2 separate regions of the Homo sapiens genome follow, and region 2 is linked to region 1. Evidence: read pairs that join two places in POLR2A ChIA-PET (ENCODE). Cell type or tissue: PC-9. All regions are shown on one strand. Links, peaks and the distances in the headings refer to the core of each region. The heading gives the core; the rest is flanking DNA. Region 1 has its middle 290 kb from the start of GRIP1. Region 2 has its middle 220 kb from the start of CAND1.

Region 1 (10,782 bases), core at 2,602-10,601:
TGGACAGTCTGTGAGGAGCGATATATAAATCACCAATACATACATGAAAATATGTTCAGTATCACTGGTAATCAAAGGATCACAAATTAAAATTTCACCTATCAAATTGGCCAAATTGAGAAAAACTGATAATAGCCAATGTTGGTTAAGTTTTAAGGAAATCAGGAGTGGCAATGGGCATAATCTTTCCAATGGGAAATTAAGCGATGCATGTCAAAATTTAAAATCTACATACTCTGTGACCAAAGGCAGATACAGGGTTTGTGGAGCCCAAGCCTATGCAACTGGGGAAGGGAGAGAGTTCTTTTAAAAAAGGATCCCAAAGTTATAAATACAAATTTAGGTATGACATTAAATATTTAGTTCGAATGAGAAAAAATCACAACAAATTTTTATGAAATTGGTAAATACCATAAACATCACAAAATCCATCTCTATGAGGCAAACTTGGGAATCAGTCTGGCTCCAGGGCATGGCTCTTAACAGCTGTGCTCTGACTGCCTCAGAATGTATCATTCATCTGTGTCCATTGACTACTACAGACCAAAACACATTTGCAACTTCTTGTCACCTCTGCTGCTAGTGCCTTGGTCCAAACCTCCATCGTGTCTCTCTTGGATCATGGGAACACTCTCCTAACTGGTCTCTGTATTTTGCCCTTGAACAGAATGCATGTATTATGTTTTTAACATTTTTTAGTAATTGACTTTCTGACACTCCTCTATTTTATTTATTATATTATTTTGGTTACTCTTTGATTGCCTTTTCATGTGACGATGGTTTTGTACTATTTTCTACAAAAAGACAGGAAAGATAAGTCCTCTATCATGGTAGGTGGAAATCTATTTTTTATTGTTAATAGTTGCATAAAACCTGAAAATTCTCACGCACACAAATTTGCTATTTGTAGCACTGCCACAGGTTTGTTGCATTTGTAATTGCATATACTGCATTATTGAATATGTTTCTGACAGGAGAGAGCCTTCGTTTAGTCTAGCCACTGATGGAAACTGAATCCTTTGTTTACAATTTTAGATACCTGATGATTGGAAGAATTTTCTACAGACTAGCTTGTGGCTCTATACATTTTACATGCTGTTTCTCCTTCACTACTCATATATTTCTGGTGCCAGGCTTGGCAAGAGGTGTTTTCATTGTGATGTGACCTCTGACCTTGCAGGGTGAGATGGAATGAGGGGCAGTAGGAATATTCCTGCCTTTTTTTCTAGTCTGGAACAGCTATCAATACCTATCCCTGGAGGTGACCCCAAATCCATATAAAAAAGCCACTAAACCAAAATAAAGTATAATTCCAAAGTCAGTTTGACCCCCCAGATTCCAAAAATGTCCATGTCTCCTTCAGTGCAGTCAATTTAAAGGAATGTTTGATGAGAGGAAAATTGCAGTGGATGGCAACAGCAGTCATAACAGATCCAGTTGAAATATTTTATTTTTACAAATTTTACAAAAGCAGAGCCATTGAACACATTTCGAGGATCCCTTTTACGTCTTGGAAGAAGCTTTAGGAAATGAGGGACCCTGAAAATTACACTTAATTAGGCACTTAATATATGTGCCTCTGTCTATGACCTGGATACTTCTAAGAATTTATCATAAGGAAAATGTGCAGTAAAAATCAATAATAGCAAACATTTGTTGAACGCTTACTGTACACCAGACACCTTGCTAAGAACTTCATTTTGACTTTTTATAATGAGCGTTTTATTTTTATATCTTATTTAAAAATTCCAGAGAACAATATCCGTGTTTAAATGGGAATTTTAGTTTAGACAATGTCAAAATTATGTTCATTTTTACTTCATCTTTTCACTTCAACTTTTATATGGATTTATGCAGTTTATACAACAACTACATAGTGAATGCTAGGCAGTGTTCTAGATGTTGAAATTCCTGCCTTCATGAAGCTTATATTCTAGTTGGACAAGATACTCAATAAATAAGTTAACAAATAAGATAAATAAGTCTGTTATCGCATGTTGGATGGGTATAAGTACTAAGGAGAAACAAGATAGCAAGCAAGGAGGTAAGAAATATGTATGTGTATGGAGTGGGGGTTGAGATTTTAGATGGATCATTTCACAGAGAAGGTAATACTTAAGTAAAGACCAGGCCAGGTGCGGTGGCTCATGCCTGTAATCCCAGCACTTTGGGAGGCTGAGGTGGGAGGATCACCTGAGGTCAGGAGTTCAAGACCAGCCTGGCCAACATGAGAAACCCCATCTCTACTAAAAATACAAAAATTAGTTGGGCGTGTTGGCAGGCGCCTGTAATCCCCACCTACTCAGGAGGCTAGGGCAGGCAGAATGGCTTGAACCAGGGAGGCGGAGGTTGCAGTGAGCCGAGATCACGCCATTACACTACTCCAGTCTGGGCGACAAAGTGAGACTCTGACTCAAAAAAAAAAAAAAAAAAGAAAAGAAAAGAAAAGCCTTCTAACTGTGTATTCTAGGAAAACTCTAGAGTTCAATATTCAATATGCTGAAGGGTCTTCTTATATAATTTTAATGCCTGGATTACATTAGGATGGTAGTAAAGAGAAGCTACAACCATCACATAGCTGATGCACTTGTACCTGATATGTACTCTTGGTAAAGGCAATATGGTACCTACAAAATTACTTTAGGGTCATGTTATATGTGGTCTTTTACTGGATGGCATTGGAATGAATTACCATTTGAGGTAACAGAATTATCTTTCCTAGAGTTCTTTAAAAATAGGATAAATACTGGCAGAGTTGTGATGCTTTGATTTAAGCCAATAGAGGTCAGATTTTTTGATATACATAGGTCTTTTGATTTAGTAAGATGAATTTATTCAGAATTCAAAGATCTTTTCAAAATACACTCTCCTATATGGAGGCGGTAGGATCTGAACCAGGGGAATTACAAATGGTTTTAACAGGCTGAAAGAGGGGTTTTGAAGTACATTTTCCTTCAAAAAAAAAAAAAAAAAAGAATGAAAAAGGAAAAAAGGGAAAAAATAACCATTTTCCTGTCAAAAGAGAAAAAAGTTAAAGAAAAAAACCTACCCCAAACCCCTGAATAACCTACATAATGTGGGTTTTTTTTGTTTGTATTAAGGAGTGTTTTTAATATTTAAAAAATACTTTTCAACAATGGTTCTACTGAAAAAATAACAGTTTTACATGACATATAGATTTATAAAAATTACATGTTACTGTGTTTATAGAAAAAAATGGTGGCTGTGTTTTAAAAAGACATTGAAGCAACTCTTGTGTGAAAATACACAGGTGGTGTTGAAATAGAAACAAGCCTAGGCACTAGGGTTCCTAAGGTCTGCTTTCATCTCAGCCTCTCATTTGTTATGTTACATTTCAGGGCTATCATTAATACTGCCATTGTATCCCATTTTTCTTTCATCTTCTCTTTTCACCCCGGACCCTGTTTGGGGGCCAGGAGTTCCTTTGAGAATGTGAAGGCGGCCCTAAAAGCTCTCCTCTAAATAATGTGCAAATACACAACAGATTTGCATGTAAGTTTAGGGGTTTCATGGTTTCTGGAAAGCATCTTTGGACCTTAGCTGAGTGTGCATGAATTAGAATGCATTAGTAAGAACATGGGGCTGCAAAATATACCATATGAACAATAGTTAGAGCATTTCACTGTGATGAGCTAGAAAAAGAAAAGCTTGAGGACAGGTCGTTAATGAACTGTCACACATATCTGAAGAGCTGTTATGTGGAAGGAAGAAGTTTATTTGGGGTTGTTTTAGAGCTAGGTGGTCCACCACTGTAGCCACTGGTCACATGTGACTATTTAAATGAAAATTAAATAAAATAAAAAATTCAGCTTTCCACTCATAGTAGGCACATTTCAAGTGCTCAGTGGTCACATGGCTGCTGAATTGGACTGTTATATCTTTGTAAGAAGTTCTGTTGGGCAGAGCTGCTCTGAAGTTTTGAACTTTCAACAGAGTGAATTATGGCAAGGCAGATTTCAGCTCATTTCTAACAAAACTGTTCTATTAATTTTAACTGTTCAGTGCCAGAGCTGTTGAACTGGCTGCCTCAAAGAATAGTAAGCTTTCTGTCATTTGAAGTACTCAGACAGAGACTAGATTCCTACTTTTTGGAGTGATGTAGAAGAGTTTCCTACCCAGAACCTTAGGGTGTTTAAGTGGGAAGAAGACTCAGCAATTCAATGTTTCTTTTACTGCAGATGAAGACACAGACTCAGAGTCAGACAGTTTTGCCCAAAGACCCACAACTGGTTAATGGCAAATGCTAGCTGTCCTCATGAATCCTAGCTTAGTACTTTTCCCATTCCACCCATTGGCTAATGTTTTAACAACAAGGTCCTCGCGGTTCTTGTTGAGCAACACATTTCCGCTTCTGGCATTCACCAGCTTTTCCACTTATTCTCTCCCACTCTTCTGCAGTGAAAACTACACTGCAGCCAAGCTGAACTGGCTATATTGAAATACGTTATTCTGATTCCTGCCTCTGCGTCTTTGCTATTGCTTTGCCCTTTATCAAAGTGACATTTCTTCACAAACTTAATTCTACTTATTTTCTAACTTCTCCTCAGGTCTCAGAATATTCAAACCCATACCATCTCTTCTCTTTGCTAAACTACCTTGTTACAATGCACTCAGACATTTATACTCTCTGTGATGATTATATTTTGTCTTATCCCTTTGATGAGCTTCTTAAAGACTGTGATTACTATTTTCATGCATATATCCTTTTTCTGTCTCCCTCACTAGAATATAAGTTCCTCAAGGGCAGGGACTATAGCTGTCTTTTTCACCATACCTTACTATCCAGTTGCTATCCAGCAAGTGTCTTAGCACCATAATAGGTGCTCAACAAATATTTATTGAATGAGTGAATCAATTTTTCTCTTCCCAAGCATGCTATTATTCTCCTTAAGTTTGCCATGAATTCTCAATAAATACTTTTCTAAGCAAACATTTCTGTTTCTATAAAGTAAGTATTGAAAATAGGAATATGAAAAAAACAAAGTAAGGCACTCCAGCATGTAAAGTGCTTGGGAGTCCTCACTCCCTTCCAAACCTGAGCAAGTAAAACTTGGTAAGTTTTCCTGGAACTGTCAGCAATCTCAGGGCAAATCACTTGCCACCCCAAAATCTGAAGAAATAGGTACATTCAGACAGTCACAGCTAAGATTTGCTTACCTACAGCAGAAGCAACTGGAACCATAGACTAGAAGGGCCATTTAAATAGTAATTTTGATGAATTGCTGGAGGCTAAGTGTTGACTAGCTTGAGAGTGGAACTCCTAGGCGCAGGAGTCTGAGAAAGGGTCTCACACGTACATGGATTTTACCTCCCGGAAACCCGTCAGGTTTTCACAGCAAAGAGCCAAGATAGACCCTGTCCTGGCTCTGGCAAAGGGAAGGGGAAAGTAATGACTTTGAAGTGCGCTCAGAATGTTCTCTATGATAAAGACTTACTCTCCAAGGAAAAGGGCTTTACCAGAGTCTTATCCCATCTGGGGAGAAGATAGTTCTCTGACTCGAGGCACCTCTAGATTCCTGTGTCAACTAAGGAAGGAGGAAAAAGGTTAAGAAACATTTGTAAAGGTCACAGTACAGCAACATAGGCCCACCAAAAGATTGAGATGTAATCCTAAGAAAATGGAATGTTTCCCTTCCCCACTCCTTACCACCACAGCAACAGGGCTCCTTATAATAACAGTGGATTACAGCTGAAAGAGCTGCAAGATGCAGACAGACACTGGCTGGCCAAGGAGAGGGGGTCTCAGGAAAGTCCAAAGACAACAGGAGAGATGAAAAAAAAAAAAAAAAAAGACACTAGAGGACTTTGAAACCTCTGACAACCACATTTATAGCAAACATTATATACAACCCAATCTTAGACAGATAAGCCTCAAGCTGAAGTCCTTTTTGCCTCATTTCCTGTTATCTGATACATCATGTCTAGCTTTCAACAGAAAATTACACAGATGAGGCTGGGCACATGGCTCATGCCTATAATTCTAGCACTTTGGGAAGCCAAGGTGGACAGATGACTTGAGGCTAGAAGTTCAAGAGCATCCTGGGCAACATGGTAAAACCCCATCTATACAAAAAATAAGAAGATTAGCCTGGCATGGTGGTGCATGGCTGTAGTCCCAGCTACTTAGGAGGCTGAGGTGGGAGGATCACTTGAGCCCAGGAGGTCAAGACTGCAGTAAGCTGTGATCACATCATTGCATTCCAGCTTGGGCAACAGAGTAAGTAAGACCCTGTCTCAACAAAGCATGCTAACAGGCAAGGAAAAACAGCCTGTAGATACAAAGCAAGCGTCAGAACCAGACTCAGATGTGACGCAGATTTTGGAATTATCACACAGGGAATTTCGGTAGCTATGATTCATATGTTAAGGGCTCTAATAGAAAAAGTAGATAACATGCAAGAACAGAGGGGTGATGTAAGTGGAGCGATGAAAGAGCTAAGAAAAGATCAAAAGGAAAAGCTAGACATTAGAAACACAGTAACAGAAATGAAGAATGCCTCTGAAGGGTCACTCAGAAGACTTAACACGATTTTTAAAAGTCTCAGTAATCTTGAAGATAGGTCAATAGAAACTTCCCAAACTGAAATGCAAAAATAAAAGAATGGGAAAAAAAAGAGCCAGGCATGGTGGCTCACACCTGTGATCCCAGCACTTTGGGAGGCCGAGGCAGGAGGATTGCTTGAGCCCAAGAGTTCCAGACCAGCCTGGGCAACATAGTGAGACCCTGTTTCTAAAAAAATAAAAAAAATTAGCCAGGCGTGGTGGCATATGCCCGTGGTCCCAGCTACTTGAGATGGTAAAAGGCTAAGGTGGGAGGATTGGGAGGATCACTTGACCCTGGGAGGTGGAGGCTGCAGTTAGCTATTAACTGCACTCTGGCTGCTTGATAGAGTGAGACTGTGTCTCAAAAACCAACCAAACAAACAACAGAAGATGCAAGAACTCAGAACTTTGGCACAATTTCAAAAGGTGAAACATACATATACAGGTAATTGGAAGATCAGAAGGAGAAATAAGAATGGAACAAGAGAAATATTTGAAGTAATAATGACTGATAATTTTCCAAAATTAATGACAGACATCTAACCTAAATTCAGATCCAGGAAGCTCAGAGAACACAAAGTAGAATAAATTCCACAAAGTCTATACTTAGATATATGACATTCAACTTCGGAATGTGAAAAAATCTTGAAAGAAGCCCTGGGGTTGTGGGGATCACCATATCTATAGAGAAACAAGAATAAGAATTACAGTGGACTTCTCATCATAAACTATGCAAGTGAAGAAAAATACTTAAAGAGTTGAAAGAAAAATAAACCCTCATCAACTTTGAATTCTAAATCCATAAAAATTATCCTTCACATGTGAAGGAGAAATAAAGACTTTCTCACATAAGCAAAACCGAGGGGATTTATTATTAGCACAGCATACCTATTCTTTATAAAATGTTAAAAGAAGTTCTTCAGAGAAAAGAATAATGATAGTTCAGCAACTTAGATCAACATTAAGGAAAGAACATCAGAGAAGGAATAAATTTAAGGTAAAGTAAAATCTTTTGCTTTTCTCATTAATTGAGCTAAAAGAAAACTTTGTTTAAACTAATAATTGTAACGGTGTATTAGATAATTATAGCATATGGTTAAGTGAAATGAATGACAACAATGTCATAAGAGATTGGAGGGAGGAATTGGAAATACTTTAAGTTATCTGAACTACACATGAAATGGCATAGTATTAGTTGAAACTGAACTTAGATTAGTTTAAAATGCATATTGCAAACTCTAGAACCACCACTAAAAAAGTTAAAAGAAATATAATTGAGATGCTCAGAGAGTAGATAACATGTTATATAAAACGCTCAATTAAAACGGGAGAAAGAAGAACAAGAGGGGAGAATTAAAGCAAGAGAAGGCAAAATAAGAAAAAAATATATAAAACATAGGAAACCTAGAGTCGTAGGCAAATCCTTATTGTCTACAAGAAGCCCACTTTAAATATAAAGCATCAAGTTAAGAGTAAAGGGATGGAGAATTATACAGTATGTTAACACCAATCAAAAGAAAGCTGGAGTCACTATCTTAATTTTAGACAAAGCAGACTTCAGTACAAGGGAAATTATCAGGGATAAATAGGGACATTAAGACTGATAAAAGTATCAGTTCTCCAGGAAGACATAATCATAAAAACATATGCACCAAACAACAGAGAATCAGAATACATGAGGCAAAAACTGATGAACTTGCAAAGAGGCACAATTTCAAAATAACAAATTGACTATTGTAGCTGTGGACTTCAACACCCCTCTTTCACTAGTTGATAGATCAAGCCAGCAGAAAATCAGTAAGGACGTAGTTGACTTGAATAGCATTATCAGTCAGCTTGATCTAATTGACATGTATAAAACACTCCATCCAACAATAGCAGAATCCACATTTTCAAGCTTGCATGGAAATTCACCAAGATAGATCACATCCTGGGCCATAAAACATACCTTAACAAATTTTAAAGAATAGAAATTATACAAAGTATGTACTCAGACTGCAGTGAAATTAAACTATAAGTCAATAACAGAAAGATATTTGGAAAATGCCAAAATATTTACAGATTAAACAGCACCCTTCACAATAACACATGACTGAAGAGGTCACAAGATAAATTTAAGAGTATTTTGAATAGCCTGTAGTCTCAGCTACTTGGGAGGCTGAGGCAGGAGGATTTCTTGAGCCCAGGAGTTTGAGTCTAGCCTGAACAACATAGTGAGACCCAGGCACTTGAAAAATTTTTTGAATAAAATAAAATTTAAAATATAACTTATAAAAAATTGTGAGTTTAACTCCTGTCTTGCCATATACTAGCAGTAGCAGTACAACTGTGAATAACATACTTAAATGGCTGTGCTTATTTTCGTAAAATAATTTTAGTATTTAAAACTTCACCTAAAATAAGTTCTAATGTTCTATTGCATAGTATGGTGACTAGAGTTAACAATAACATGTTGCATATATTTTGAAGTAGCTAGAAAGAAATGACACATATTTGAGGTGATAGATATGCTAATTACCCTGGTTTTATTGTTACACAATGTATACATGTATCAAAACATCACACTGTACCACATAAATGTGTACAGTTATTATTTGTCAATTAAAAGCAAAATAAAACAAAAACAAACACAAAAAATTGTGGGATGCAAGGAAAGCAATGCTTAGAGAACAACTGATACCACTAAATGCTTACATTAGAAAAGAAGAAACAATGAAACAACAAAAATATCTTTCAATAGGTAAATGAATAAACAAATTGTGGTGTATCTATACAAAAAATAAATAAATGGAGGAGAAGAAGCAGTATCTCCTACAGAATTCCAAACAATTGATGCAGATACTTCACTCTCAAGAAAGTGGTAATTTTCCACTCCTTAAAGTGTAGGTTATGCATAGTGACTTTGTTTCAGAGTATAGTGTGGAAAGGGCAAGGAAGCGACTTTATGGTAGTTACTCACAGCCAGATGATCAAGACATCAGCAGTGATAAGCACTATTGCTATTATGTATGATGTGATAAAGATAACACTTCACCTCTGTGGTCTTCCTTCCCAAAATACATAACTCCAGTCTCATAATGAGAAAAACGTCAGACAAATTTTAATTGATGGCATTTTACAAAGATAAATACTCCTCAAATCTGTTAAGGTCATTAAAACCAACGGAAATCTCAGAAATTGTTAGAGCCAAGAGGACCGTAAGGAAACATGACAGCTAATGAAATATGTTTTCTTGGATGGGGTCCTAGAACAGAAAATAATATTAGGTAAAATGAAGACAATTGAATAAAGTATGGACTTTAGTTAATAATGATGTATCAATATTGGTCCTTTAGTTGTAGCAAATGTGCACTTAGAACGTGTAGTAATAGGGGAAACTCTCTGGGTTGATATAAGTGGAGCGATGAAACAAATAGGTGAAACTGTAATATTTGTAATTTTTGCAATTTTTGTAATTTTTCTATAAATCTAAAACTGCTGAAATACATTTTATTTTAGAAAAATCAATGTAAGTATACCTACTCATGTGTTCATTTGTAGAATTATTAGCCGAACCATTTTTTCCAGTTTCAATAATTTCTGCTGAATAAAACTTTTGGTATTCATGCTACTCAGTTTATTTCTGGAATACAGCAATTCTTTGATTTCTCCTTATAAATATATGCAAGAACAACAGTGTCCTTTAGTTGTTAGAATCTTATATAGTCCATATATTCTTCAGCACCCATGTTATTCATTGTCTTTTTACAACCTGCTATTTAAGGACAAAATACATAGAGTCACAAATGGAAAGTAAAGAAGAACCATCTCTTTCATCTCCTCCTCATTTTGTCATCACAGTGTGAAGTGTCAGTATGGAGAAGGCATTACTTTGAAAGCAGACTGTCTGGCAGAAACTGCAAAACTGCATTTTGCAATAGTGTCATCCAAACTCTGGGGAATTCTGTTATTCAGAAGCCTCTGTGGTTCATTCATGCATTAAGAGGATGAGTCTTGCTGCTTTCTCATCTGACAGAGGAGAATGTTGCCATGACAGCTGTTAGGAGGTGAGGAGATGTGTAAAGGGCATCCATAATGAAAAGAGAAAATAGCCTGGCTTCTTAGGTCTCACTGATGATGCATGGAGTGGCTTGTGTGGATTCTCAAAATGAACCTTGAAAATCCGTTAGTCCCATTTTAGTAATAATATCTCACACACACACACACACACACACACAC
Region 2 (12,820 bases), core at 2,419-10,418, 83 kb before region 1:
AGCAAAGGGGAAAGGTTAGTATTCTTATTGCCCTGGGTGAAGGGCATTTCATTCATTGTGTGACCCTCACTGTGTCTACTGCTCTGGACTTGGCACATTTGGTGGCTGGGCGTTGTGCCCTGGTATCCACTGAAATGAGACTTTTCCTATTTGATCTTTGAATGTCATCTTGGCAGCTCATTTGGACTTCCTGGACCTCACCATTGTGTCTAGTTGTGAGATCCTTGTGGTTTGTGACCTTCTACCGAGGCCTTTTCTAGGTACTTGTCCTATCAGCATTTCTGTATCTCTCCTGGCAGCCAGAGAGTGCTTAACTGTTTTCTCTGAATCATGATGGAGTTTGTGGGATCTTGGGAGGTGTGCTCAGTTCCACCTGTCTTAGTCACCTTCTGCAGATATTACCACTCTATGGTCCAATGCCATGTTGAATGTGGCATGTGCCACATAGGGGGCCTTCATGCTAGGTGATAAGGGTCATTGGCCACAATGTTCTCTAAATCCCTCAAAGATACACAGATGTTAGTTCTTCTTTCCTTTTGTACTCGTCAAGGAGTTTTGAATCCTTGAAGAGTATCAGACACTTACATCTGATTTTTTGCTCCTCCTTTCCTTTTTTCTCTTTCTTTGCTGTTCCCTATCTGAAGTGGTTTAAGTTTCTTGAAAACTTAAAACTGTAAAGGGCAGGGATAAGGAGGGTGACTGTATGATAAAGGGGAAAACAAGAATCCTATTCCTTTGCCAGGTGGACTCTTCTTATGTTTTGAACATCAGCAAAGAAAGAAATAGAAATGGTTAAACAGCTTAGAGATGACATCGCTCGAGGCTGACAAGTAGTTTTGAACAGCACCTTCTACTAGTCTTCCTTGCACATAAACTTTTCTCACTTAATAGTTTTACTAGAAATCTGCCCTTTGTATTTTATCGGCAAACGTATGAACACAAGAACCGACATATTTCTTCTCATAGTCAGTAGTGTAATTGCAGTGTGAATTTACTGTTAGGTGTTGATGTGTTGTTAAGGTGTACTTTGTATTTTGAATAAAGATGTTTAGAATAGATCACTACATGTACTCAAGACTTCTTGTGTGAATTTATGTTAGAATTAATAAGTCTTTTCCTTTTACTGTTGAAGTGTTTCTTTTTCACTTTCATTTATTGTCTGAATATAGACAATTGAAAATCTGATACACAATTTGACATCACAAATTACTAGGATTTATGTCTTTTTAAGGCACAGTTCATCATTTGAGAAAGGTACTGAATGTAGTTTTCACCTATTGGTACATTAAAAAAGCAATGATGATAAAACAGTAGAGAATAACACAGTAATGTGATAGGTATTTATTTGTTTATTCTGGTATATAATCTGTGAATGGTTTCCTTCCGTCATATCTTCTGATGTCTGATATTTATATCTACTATTACTGATACTCACAAATTCCATTGTAAACCACTGAGAGGAATATACTAATATCCTCATGAAATCAAACTTTGATAGTTGTAAGGATTTTCACATTGTCCTCTTCGTGTCAGGATTGTTGATTTAAAAAAGTGGCATTTAGAATTGCATTTTACAGATGAATTCAAGTGTTTCTTTTTACACGTATAATTTTCTGGTATGTGCAGAGCACATTTTCGTTAAATGAAAACCTTGAACAAGGCAATATAAGTTTAGTTTCTTTGTTACCATTTCACATTTTCTCCCTGTAATTTTAGTTATGAAAATGAAAATTTGCCAGGCTAGAATCAGACACCTGTAGTGCTGCATCTGCTGAGAAAGCGCCTCATCTGGCTTTGTTAGTGAGCCTGAATGCTGATATACATATAAGATACTTGCCACCAAAGGGTAGCCCTGTTTTGTTGTTGTTGTTGTTGTTATTGCTCACAGTAATATAAAATTATGATAATAGCATTGGCTCTATACTCAATAACTGCATTTACTCAGACCCTTACCCTCCCAGACCCTAATGATCATACTGGAAAAAGAAGGAAGGGCAGTGTATTAGTCTTCCCAGGTTTCCACAGTAAAGCACTATATGCTTAAACAACAGGAGTTTTTTTTTTTTTTTTTTTACGTTCTTGGAGGGTAGAAATTCATTATCAAGGTGCCAGGTTCCTGGAGGGCTTTACCTTTGGGTTGCAGATGACTGTCTTCTTGCTGTGTGCTCACATGGCCTTTTCTTGGTAGGTGTAGTGCAGAGAGAGCGGGGAGGGGAGTGAAAGCTCTCTGGTGTCTCTTCTTATAAGGACACTAATCCTGTCAGATCAGGGCACACCCTTATGACTTCATTTAGCCCTCATTACTTCCTTAGAGACCTTTAATCTCCAAATGCAACCACACAGGGGGTTAGGGATTCAATGTATGAATTTGGGGGCCACATAAACATTCAGTCCGGCCAGGCACGGTGGCTCACGCCTGTAATTCCAGCACCTAGGGAGGCCGAGGTGGGCATATCACTTGAGGTCAGGAGTTCAAAAGAAACCAGCCTGACCAACAATGGTGAAACCCTGTCTCTACTAAACATATAAAAATTAGCCAGGCGTGGTGTTGGGCACCTGTAATACCAGCTACTTGGGAGATTGAGGCAGGAGAATCGCTTGAACCCGGGAGGCGGAGGTTGCAGTGAGCCGAGAACATGCCATTGCACCCCAGCCTTGGTGACAGTGTGAGACTCCATCTCAAACAAACAAACAAACAAAACAAAACAAAACAAAACCATTCAGTCCATAACAGGAAGATTATTCAGTGGCATATGTAATGCTCTTACAAGTTTCATCTCTCAGTGTTTAGAAATTGATCCTTTTGAACAGATGATGATGGGCTGGTTTTAAAATATGGCTTTCAAAATTTTGGGGGAGAGTTTTCCCCTTGAGTGTCTATGTCTCCTCCATTTGAACTGGGCAGGCTTGTGGCTGATTAACAGGTAGAAAATGCTGGAGGTGACACTGTATGACTTCTGAGGCTGGTATGCAAAAGTCAAAGCAGCTTCCCCCTTGCTAGCTGGAACACTTGTTCCTGGAATCCTGAGCTACCATACTTTCAACTACACTGAAGCCACAATGCTGTGAGGAAGCCAGTTCACATGGAGAGGACATGTGTAGGTGCTCTGGTTGACAGTCCTGGTCTTCCAGTTTTCCTAGCCCAGGCACCAGACAAGTGGTTAAATGAGCCTTCAGATGATTTTAAGCCCCAGTTTTTGAGCCACCCCAAGCTTTGAGTCTTCATAGCTAAGGCTCCAGACATCATGCAATAGATGCTAGATATGTTCACTGTGTCCTGTCTGAATTCATGACCATGGAATTTATATGCAAAATGAAATGGTTCTTAAAAGGAAGCTATGTTTTGGGATAATTTGTTACACAGCAAGAGTAACTGGAATAGACATGGTATGGCTCCTTTTTGGATCCCTTATCCCCCCTTCTACTATACTATCAAGAACTCATTGTCTGTTATCAGCAAAATCCCTTATATCCTCAGCCCCTTCCATTAACTTCCCCCTCACCTTCTTGCTGTAACTGAAACTTAGCTCCCCCTTAGACAGATCATTCTGGTGATTTCAATATTCATACGAATTGTCCTTCCAATTTCTTGGTTTCTCAGTTCCATGTTGTCCTGTCATTCACTTGTTATATCTGGCTATACCTGGGATCCTCACTTCTGTAGACACACCCCAGACCAGCTGTCCTCAAAGTGTGGCCCAGTGGCTTCTGGGGGGTCTCTAAATACTTTCAGAAGGTCTGTGAGACCAAAACTATTCTCATAATCATATAAAAACATTATTTGCCTTTTGGACTTTTATTCTGTTATGAGTGCATACTAGTTTTTCAGAGGCCACTAAAGGAATTTGTACTTGTATATTCTTGCATTTTAAACTTTTCTGTTTTAATTTCTAATATGGTAAATATTGAGAGGCATGACCAAAAACTTTTGGGAGTCCTCAGTAACTTTTAACAATGTAAAGCAGTCCTGAGACCAAAATGTCGGAGAGCTGCTGCCCTAGACTTTACCATTACCAATAACTACAACCCTGTCTTGTGTCATTTTCAAGCATCCTGTTCTTATGTCACTTAGAAAGTAGAAGAAATTAGAAGACAACTTCTGCTTCACCTGTGGCCATATAGTCTGTCTTCACTGCTGTGAAGCCTAACGGTGTACTCTTACCCAAGGTTAACCCTCCACTTGTGCACCACATCCCATTCCCTCTGGCCCACTCCAGGAGCGGCTCCAGCATACTCTCCCCTCTCTCCAGCATGACCAGGGTCGCCTTCTCTACTGGATTATTTCCAGCATACAAACATGAAGTTATTTCATCTACTTTAAAAACAGGCATCTCTTTATCTGCAATTTTCCTAGTTACTGCTCCAGTTTTCTGCTTCCCTTAATAGCAAAATTCCATGAGAGATTTGCCTGTATTAACTCCATAGTAGTTGTTATTCTCTCTTGAACCTAGTCCAGTTAGGTTTTTGTGCCCTATTCTATTTCCTATGAAGAGAACCAATAACCTCTACATTGGTAAACCCAGTAGCCGATTTCCAATCACGTATTACTTGACTAGTAGGCAACATTTGAGATAATTAGTCCCCTACTGGAAGTACTTTATTCAGTTGGCCTCTGGTCTATCACATTATGCTGCTTTTCCTCCTCCTTACTGGCCACTCCCTCTTGGTCTCTGTTGGTGTTTTTTCCCTCATGCCCCTGATTTCTACATATTGGAGTACTATAGGGTTTGACTTTTTTTTTTTTTTTCAATACTGTCTTGCTGTGTCACCCAGTCTGGAGTGCAGTGGTGCAATCTTGGCTCACTGCAGCCTCTACCTCCCGGGTTCAAGCAATTCTCCTGTCTCAGCCTTTTGAGTACCTGGGATTACAGGTGCGCACCACCATGGCTGACTAATTTTTGTATTTTTAGTAGAAACGGGGTTTTGCCATTTTGGCCAGGCTAGTCTTGAACTGCTGGCCTGAGATGATCTGCCCACTTCGGCCTCCCAAAATGCTGGGATTACAGGTGTGAGCCACTGCACCTGGCCCCCAGCTGTAGTGTTTTTATTTTTATTTTTTCGCACATGACAAACTATATATTTTACTCATTTATTTGTGTATTTTATATGCCTGCTGTTTATTGTTAATGGAAGCCACTTGAAAGCAGGAATTTTTATCTGTTTCGTTACTGTTGTATCCCCAACACACAGAAGAGTGCTTGGCTCATAGTAGGTGCTTAGTAAATATCTGTTAAATAAATGAAATCTCTCAGGTTGTGTTACTAAGAGCATAAGAGAAATGATTTGCAGATGATGATATAATTGCATTCACTTTTAAGATTTCCATTGCTTTTAGGGTTTACATTTGAGCTTTAAGCATCTTGATTTCAGGGGAAGAAGAATCAGGAACAATTTATATTCCATATCTTGCCTGGTCTTCCCATTGTGGATGAAGAAGAATTGGGGACCTAAATAAACTTTACCTCCTCTCCTGCCACAAATAGGTAGATGGCCGGTAAGCAGTGAATTTCTCTTTCACCACTGGAAATCTATAGAGTGGTCCTTGAAAACTGCCTTTTAATGTCTAAATTTTCAAATTATTTCTGCTAAAATATACCTCTGTTGAGGATCCACATGATTTTTAAAAATGTTTTAATTGTTTAATTTTTATTTATATTTATTTTTTTTTTTTTGAGATGGAGTCTCTGTCTGTCTCCCAGGCTGGAGTGCAGTGGTGCGATCTCGGCTCATTGCAACCTCCACTTCCCAGGTTCAAGTGATTCTCCTGCCTCGGCCTCCCAAGTAGCTGGGATTACAGGTACACACCACCACGCCTGGCTAATTTTTTGTATTTTTTTTGTTAGTAGAGATGAGGTTTTGCCATGTTGGTCTTGAACTACTGACCTTAGGTGATATACCCGCCTCAGCCTCCCAAAGTGCTGGGATTACAGGCATGAGCCACCACGCCCGGCCCAAGGATACACATGATGTTTTAAAGCAGAAAAACAGTAGAGGAATGTTTTGTAGTGAAAATCTTTGTCTCGATATTTATTCTGACATATGATTTTTGTGTTAGCAATCGTGTCATAATCTTATTTGTGTCCACATTGCCTGCCATGGGTCAAGACATGGTGTAGATGTTTAATATTTGTTAAGTGAATGAGTAAATGGGATAAAATGAGTTTACATTTTAAACAATAGGGCAGGAAAGAGATATTCTATACTTCTATATTCCCAAGGTATCTGCTTGGTTTCTCTCCTTATCCCCCAGCTTTGGAATATCAGAATAACAATTTTATGACTTTACTACATTTTTTTAAATGCCTGGCACAGCATTCCTCAGGCATTCATTAAATACTTGTTGACTGAGTGATCTACCCCTTCCTCCTGCAGACTATTTAACCTAAGGGAGACTCCTGAATGAATCAAAGGCCCCTCATGGATTCCTCATCATGGAACTAGTCAGTTAGATCTGGGATATATGCAGTGGATGAAGAATGAATATTCACTGATATAATTTTTTCCTTCTGTTATGGGAAAACAATCTAGGAAGCTTGATTTTAGGATAGAGATTTGGGCTTTAAGAATCTGAATTGGATTCTAAGTCTAATTCCTACACTAAGTGGTCCTATAGATTTGAACATACTATTTGACTTCTCAAGTTCTTCCTTTGTAAAATAACCATAGTAATACCTACTCTTCAGGGTTGTTGTAAAGATTTCCTTCCTCCCTCCCTCCCTCCGTCCCTCCCTCCCTCCCTCCCTTCATTTTTGAGAGAGAGTCTGCTCTGTTACCCACGCTGGAGTGCAGTGGCGTGATCTTGGCTCACTGCAAGCTCTGCCTCACGGGTTTACGCCATTCTCCTGCCTCAGCATCCTGAGTAGCTGGGACTACAGGCACCCGCCACCACACCCGGCTAATTTTTTTGTATTTTTAGTAGAAACGGGGTTTCACTGTATTAGCCAGGATGGTCTCCATCTCCTGACCTTGTGATCCACCTGCCTCGGCCTCCCAAAATGCTGGGATTACAGGCATGAGTCACTGCGCCCGGCCTGTTGTAAAGATTTTAAGACTACCTGTAAAAATACCTGTCAAGAGTGGGCCACCAGTAATGATAGCTATATATAGAATAGTAAAATTTAGACAATAATGTAGTAATTACAAGATCCTATACAAAACAATGTCCAGGTTTTCTTGTTATTACACATGATGCAGTTACCTGAGGGTCATTTTAGAAGGTGAGTTCCAGGATGTTTGGAGATCCCTGTGTCTCATGAAGATGGTTGAGGGAGGGGGACATTTGCCAGTTTCTCATGCTAAAATAAATATTTGGTAACACAATAACTTCTTGTTAAAAATATTTGAAAAAATGATTATGAATATAACCCAGAAATTTATCTAGGCTAATCTGTGTCAGACTTAAGGCCTCCAAACGTGTCATAGAATAATACATACCTGGATAAAGGATTGATTTTAAAGAATATGCCTCCATTTGCTTTGTTACTGATATGTGGTTCAGCCTGACCTCAGGCTCTTTAAGTCACAATTTTCCAGTTCTCTTCCTGTCAGTGACTTCATTTGATGAATAGCTTTGTGCAATGTGAGGCTTTCAATATATGTTAAACCAAGACAATAAAGATACTAAACTATTTTCTTTCAGTATAGAGAACCTGCAAAGATGTGATGATTTGGATTTTGTTTCAACAGTTCAACTAATGGCTAATGAATAAAAACAACAAACAAAAAACAGCAAAGCTTCTTTCTGATCTGAGGTTGTGGCAAACCTAACCTGGGATCTGACGGGATGCGTTTTGCCAGCTCAGATCTCTTCTGCTACTGGAAACTTGCATTATTTACAGCCATTAGGAGCTCCCTGGCTTCCATTCCACTCATGACTAGCTTTACCTCTTTGACCCCACTGTATTATTGTCTAGCCCAGTTCAGCTGAATCTTTCAACACAAAATATACAGGGAACCCCTTCCTGGGGAACTTCCTTTGTTATTGAGGTCTTCGCTGATGGCTTCTTCCATTTGATACTCAGTCTCAGTCACAGTAGGATTACGGAATCTTTTGCCAGAGTATCAATCTACATGGGTGCTACACATTACTGAAAAAAATTAGGAACATGGTGCTAGTTAATTCAAGTCTTCATGTAAAACTTCTTCTATCATAGTGGACATTAAAAAAAATCTCTCTGCAAAGTGCATTGACCCTACCTCTAGTAGATGAATGTTGAACAAGTAGCCTATCTAGGAAGCAAGTGACTAGCATCCATGGGCATCCCACAGGTTGTAGTCCAGCCCCGATCTTGGTGGTTGGGATTGATGTTGCTGCCAAGTCCCTCCGTTTCATGTTCAGGCTCTGCCTATGTTCCTGGTGTCTGGTACCTGATTTTTCAGGATGCTGACATTTACTTCTTGCCCACAACACCATATACCCTAAGTCTTGCCAACATCTTTGAATGTCTTCTGCTGGTCTGTCTCTCCTCCGTTGTTCTTTTACTATGTCCCAAGTGCATGCTTTGTTCAGTATCTGCCTAAGTCTCAGGATACTGATTTTAGCTTTTTACTAGGTCCTGACATTCCCGTAGTTTCCTCTTACCTTTCTGGACATGCCAGACAAACTCTGACCTTAGGTTCTGTGAAAACTGGTACCTGCAGAATTCCTCAGTGTTTGTTTATATGAAAGTTCATTGTGCCTCTTGATTGTGGGTGAGTTGAGGAAAAGGGGTAAAGCAGTGGGCAGAGGTTGCAACATTTATTTGGTTATAGGACACCTTTGCTACTGGAGCATCTTGTAGGGTAATGTAGTTCAGAACATGCATGGAGAAATGCTACCATAGAGTAGTAGTGACATTTGGGACTTGAAAAAAATCTTAAGAGCAGGTATAATTCCCTCAACAACAGAAGAACATCAGTGCTTTAGAATGTTTGATTTTGAACTTTCTTGATGTTTTCTCTGCCGTTCTGTAGTGTTATTCTAATTAAAATCTTTCCTCTAAACTCTGCTCTTTTTTTTCCAATTGAGCAAATTCGGCATTTATTGAGGCCCTACTACATGTCATATGCTGTTCTAGTTGCTGGAAACACAAATGTGAATATGGTAGGCCTGCCCTTAAACAATGAATTACAGTGTAAAATGAACCTTTTATAAAGCTGGTCCTATATCAATCTAATTATTTTGTTTTTCTTCATTTCAGGCCTAAGACAGCTTTATTTTCTTTCCACTCCAAATAATGAAGAATCCCCTTAGGGCAAAGAAGGAATTTCTGAGCATGTTATAAAAAAATAGAAAATAGGATAAGTTGCGTGAAGATTTAATATTTCTATACATCAAAACCTACCATAAACAAAATTAAAAGGCAAATAGTAAACTTGGAAGAACATTTGTAACATAAAAGACAAAAGTTTAATATCATAATAAAATAAGCACATAGTAGCTTTTAGTAAATCATTGCTGAATGAATGAATACATATATGAATTCAAAGCAATGAAAAAATCACCCCAGGAAAAGATGTAAACATTTGACATAGGACAAGTCACCAAAAAAAAAAAAAAAGAAATTCAAATACGCAAAAAATGCAAAGAAATGCCAATTAAAACAAAACAACTTTTTTTTACCAATTATTTATTAATTTGACAAATACTAAGCATCCATTATCACCATACTGTTAATTGTTTTATAAATTATGTTATTTCACTTAGTTTAAGTGACAATTCATCTCAAATAGGTATTTTTATCCTCATTTTATCAATGAGCAAAGGGCTTAAAGAAGCTAAGTCTTTTTTTTTTTTTTTTTAATTGTACTTTAAGTTCTGGGATACATGTGGAGAACATGCAGGTTTGTAACATAGGTAAACATGTGCCATGGTGGTTTGCTGCACCTATCAACCCATCATCTAGGTTTTAAGCCCCATTTGCATAAGGCATTTGTCCTAATGCTCTCCTTCCCCATCCCCTTCAACCCCTGACAGGCCCTGGTGTGTGAAGTTCCCCTCCCTGCGTCCATGTATTCTCATTGTTCAACTCCCACTTGTGAGTGGGAACACGCGGTGTTTGGTTTTCTGTTCCTGTGTTAGTTTGCAGAGAATGATGGCTTCCAGCTTCATCCATGGCCCTGCAAAGGACATGAACTCATTCTTTTTTATGGCTGCATAGTATTCCATGGTGTATATGTGCCAAAATAAGCTAAGTCTTATAGCTAAGATGTCGGAGGCAAAATTTGGGCTTAGACCTGTCCTCAAAGTCTATGGTTTTACCTCCTATGGTATTCTCTTAGCATGAAAAATGTCATGAAGGATATTTGATGACATGGGAAATTGTTTATGAAACAGAATTAAGTAAAAACAATTACAAAACAGTATGCATATATGATCCCACGTATGTTCTAAGAACGGTGCATGGTTCTGAGTGCAATGGCTTGTGTCTGTAATCCTAGCACTGTGTAAGGCTGAGGTGGGAGGATTGCTTGAGGCCAGGTGTTGAGACCAGCCTGGGCAGCATAGTGAGACCCTGTCTCTACAAAAAATAAAAAAAATTAGCCAGGTGTGGGAGTACATGTCTGTATCAGTCCATTTCATGCTGCTGATAAAGACATACCTAAGACTAAGAAGAAAAAAGGGTTTAATGGAGTTACAGTTCCACGTGGCTGGGGAGGCCTCACGATCATGGTGGAAGGCAAGGAGGTGCAAGTCACGTTTTACATGGATGGTGGCAGGCAAAGAGAGAACTTGTGTGGGGAAACTTTCATTTTAAAAACTGTTAGGTATTCGTGAGACTTATTCACTATCATGAGAACAGCACAGGAAAGACCCACCCCCATGATTCAATTACCTGCCTTCGGGTTTCTCCCATGACACATGGGAATTATGGGAGTTACAACTCAGGATGAAATTTGAGTGGGACACAGCTAAACCATATCAGTGCCTTTAGTCCCAGCTATTTGGGAGCTGAGGTGGAAGGATTGCTTAAGTCTGGGAGGCTGAGGATGCAGTGAGCCATGATTGAGCAACTGCACTCTAGCCTTCATGACAGAGCAGTACTTCATCTTTAAAAAAAAAAATGTATGTGTGTGCGTATATGTATACGTTTACATATATAAAATTTTTAAAAAGGTATATGCATAGAGCAAAATTTGCAAACGTGTACTAAAGTGTGAACGGTGCATATCTGTAACTTTTGAGAGTTTGGCTAACTTTTCTTTCTTCCTAATCTGTACTTCCTAATGTTTCTACAATGTATATGTTGTTATAAGCAACAATATTTTAAAAATCTTGTCACGTTTGTGTGTGTGTGTGTGATCTGAGTGTATGTAAACAAATTTCAAGTATTATGAAATCTATATGAAAGAGTTAACAGGAATACCTTTTTTTTTTTTTCCCAAAATAAGACTAGAGGAAGCTCATGCAGGGAATAGAACAGTGTGTTCTGTGGGCCCAAGGAATACAGAGTGAATAAATAAATTGATAAATGATATGGCCAGGTGACTAAGAACCACAAATGTAAATGTCTAATACATATTTGGGGAAATAATATTAGCAATTAAAGACTTACAAATAGAACCATATGAAATAACTGTTTTTTACTTATGTGATTAGAAAAGCTTTATAAAAAAGAGGCTGTCCAGTGCTTTCACAAGGTGTGCTGAAACAGGTAGTGCTTTGGAGAAAGCAATTTGATGATAGGTATAGGATGTCTAAAAATTGTTTATACAAACCGTGACTCAGTAATTCAACTTCTGGAACTTGATCCCAAGTAAATAATCCTAAATACTGAAAAAGCTTTTCCACAAAGATAGAATATGGCATTGCCCATAATTGTGAAAAATTGAAAGCAACCTAAATGTGCAGTGCTTCGGTAATGGGGTAATGGCAATCAGTAATCAATTACAGAATTTATTAGTTATTCAATAAATATTAATTCAGTGCCTAAACTGTGCAGGCATTATTTGGATGCTGAGGAGACAACAGTGAACAAAACAGACAAAATCTCTTCCCCAAATGATTTTTTAAAAGATTTGCATAACATGGGAAATGCTGACTTTAAATTTTGGGTATAAAAAGGGGAATGTTAAATTGTATACATATTGACCTCAACAGTGTGAAATAAAACAGAAAAAAGATTGAAAGGAAATACATGAAAATATTAAGTTATCTTGCAATTGGATTGTGGATAAATTTTAAAAAAACATTATTTTTTGCTGTGTCTCAAATTTTCTATAATAAGAATGTGTTTTTTAAGTTAGTAAAGTGAACATTAAACTCAATTGTCATTATTTACTATATGTTTGCAAAATTCTGTTTAAATAGGAAAATTGGAACTTATATCCAAGCAACCATGACAATTTAATATAATTAAAACTACCAGAATTTGTGATTTTATTGAGCTTCTAAAACATCTTTGGTTTTACTGATATGTTTAAAACTGTTAAGACGCTGCTTTCATTAAAACACTTCTATAGTAAATGGTAATTGTGTATTGAACAGATAAAAACTTACACTCAACAGATCAAAAAGTCCAACACAATGTCAGTTTGATTAGGTAAATGCAAATTTAGTAGCCTAGAAATCCTTTCGACTTCTCATTTTACATGCCATAAAGAGTACAGTAATATATAATTCAAGTTCTAAAAATGGCTACGTAGGATAATAGTGCTTTTTTCCGTTTTCCTCTTTTAAAGTAGGAGGAGGGAATTTAAATTTCCATTGAAGCACTATTTTCTAGAGTGAAGGATCCCACTACTGTGATTCTAAGTAAACTTTAATTATGTTCCATACTTACATGTAAATTTATTTTGTGTAATTGGCTTGTGTTTTGAAATGTTTTAGATAGATTCTTTT

The links. ChIA-PET counts read pairs that join two places held together with the same protein. Peaks named below come from ENCODE experiments on the same cell type or tissue, not always from the same donor. Only the 100,000 strongest peaks of a DNase experiment are listed, where the experiment ranks them.
Region 2: POLR2A ChIA-PET joins it to region 1 with 5 read pairs; 3 of 35 experiments call an interaction of 5 or more read pairs at or near these places.

Annotation. Positions count from the first base shown.
Region 1 is chr12:66,965,571-66,976,352 of GRCh38, reverse strand. It overlaps a transcript of GRIP1 not described here. Among named protein-coding and RNA genes, the nearest start is that of GRIP1, 290 kb to the right of the region's middle. In PC-9, for the core only: no CTCF peak of the experiment used is centred there; no DNase peak of the experiment used is centred there.
Region 2 is chr12:67,046,690-67,059,509 of GRCh38, reverse strand. It overlaps a transcript of GRIP1 not described here. Among named protein-coding and RNA genes, the nearest start is that of CAND1, 220 kb to the left of the region's middle. In PC-9, for the core only: no CTCF peak of the experiment used is centred there; DNase peaks (open chromatin) are centred at 2,959 and 6,319.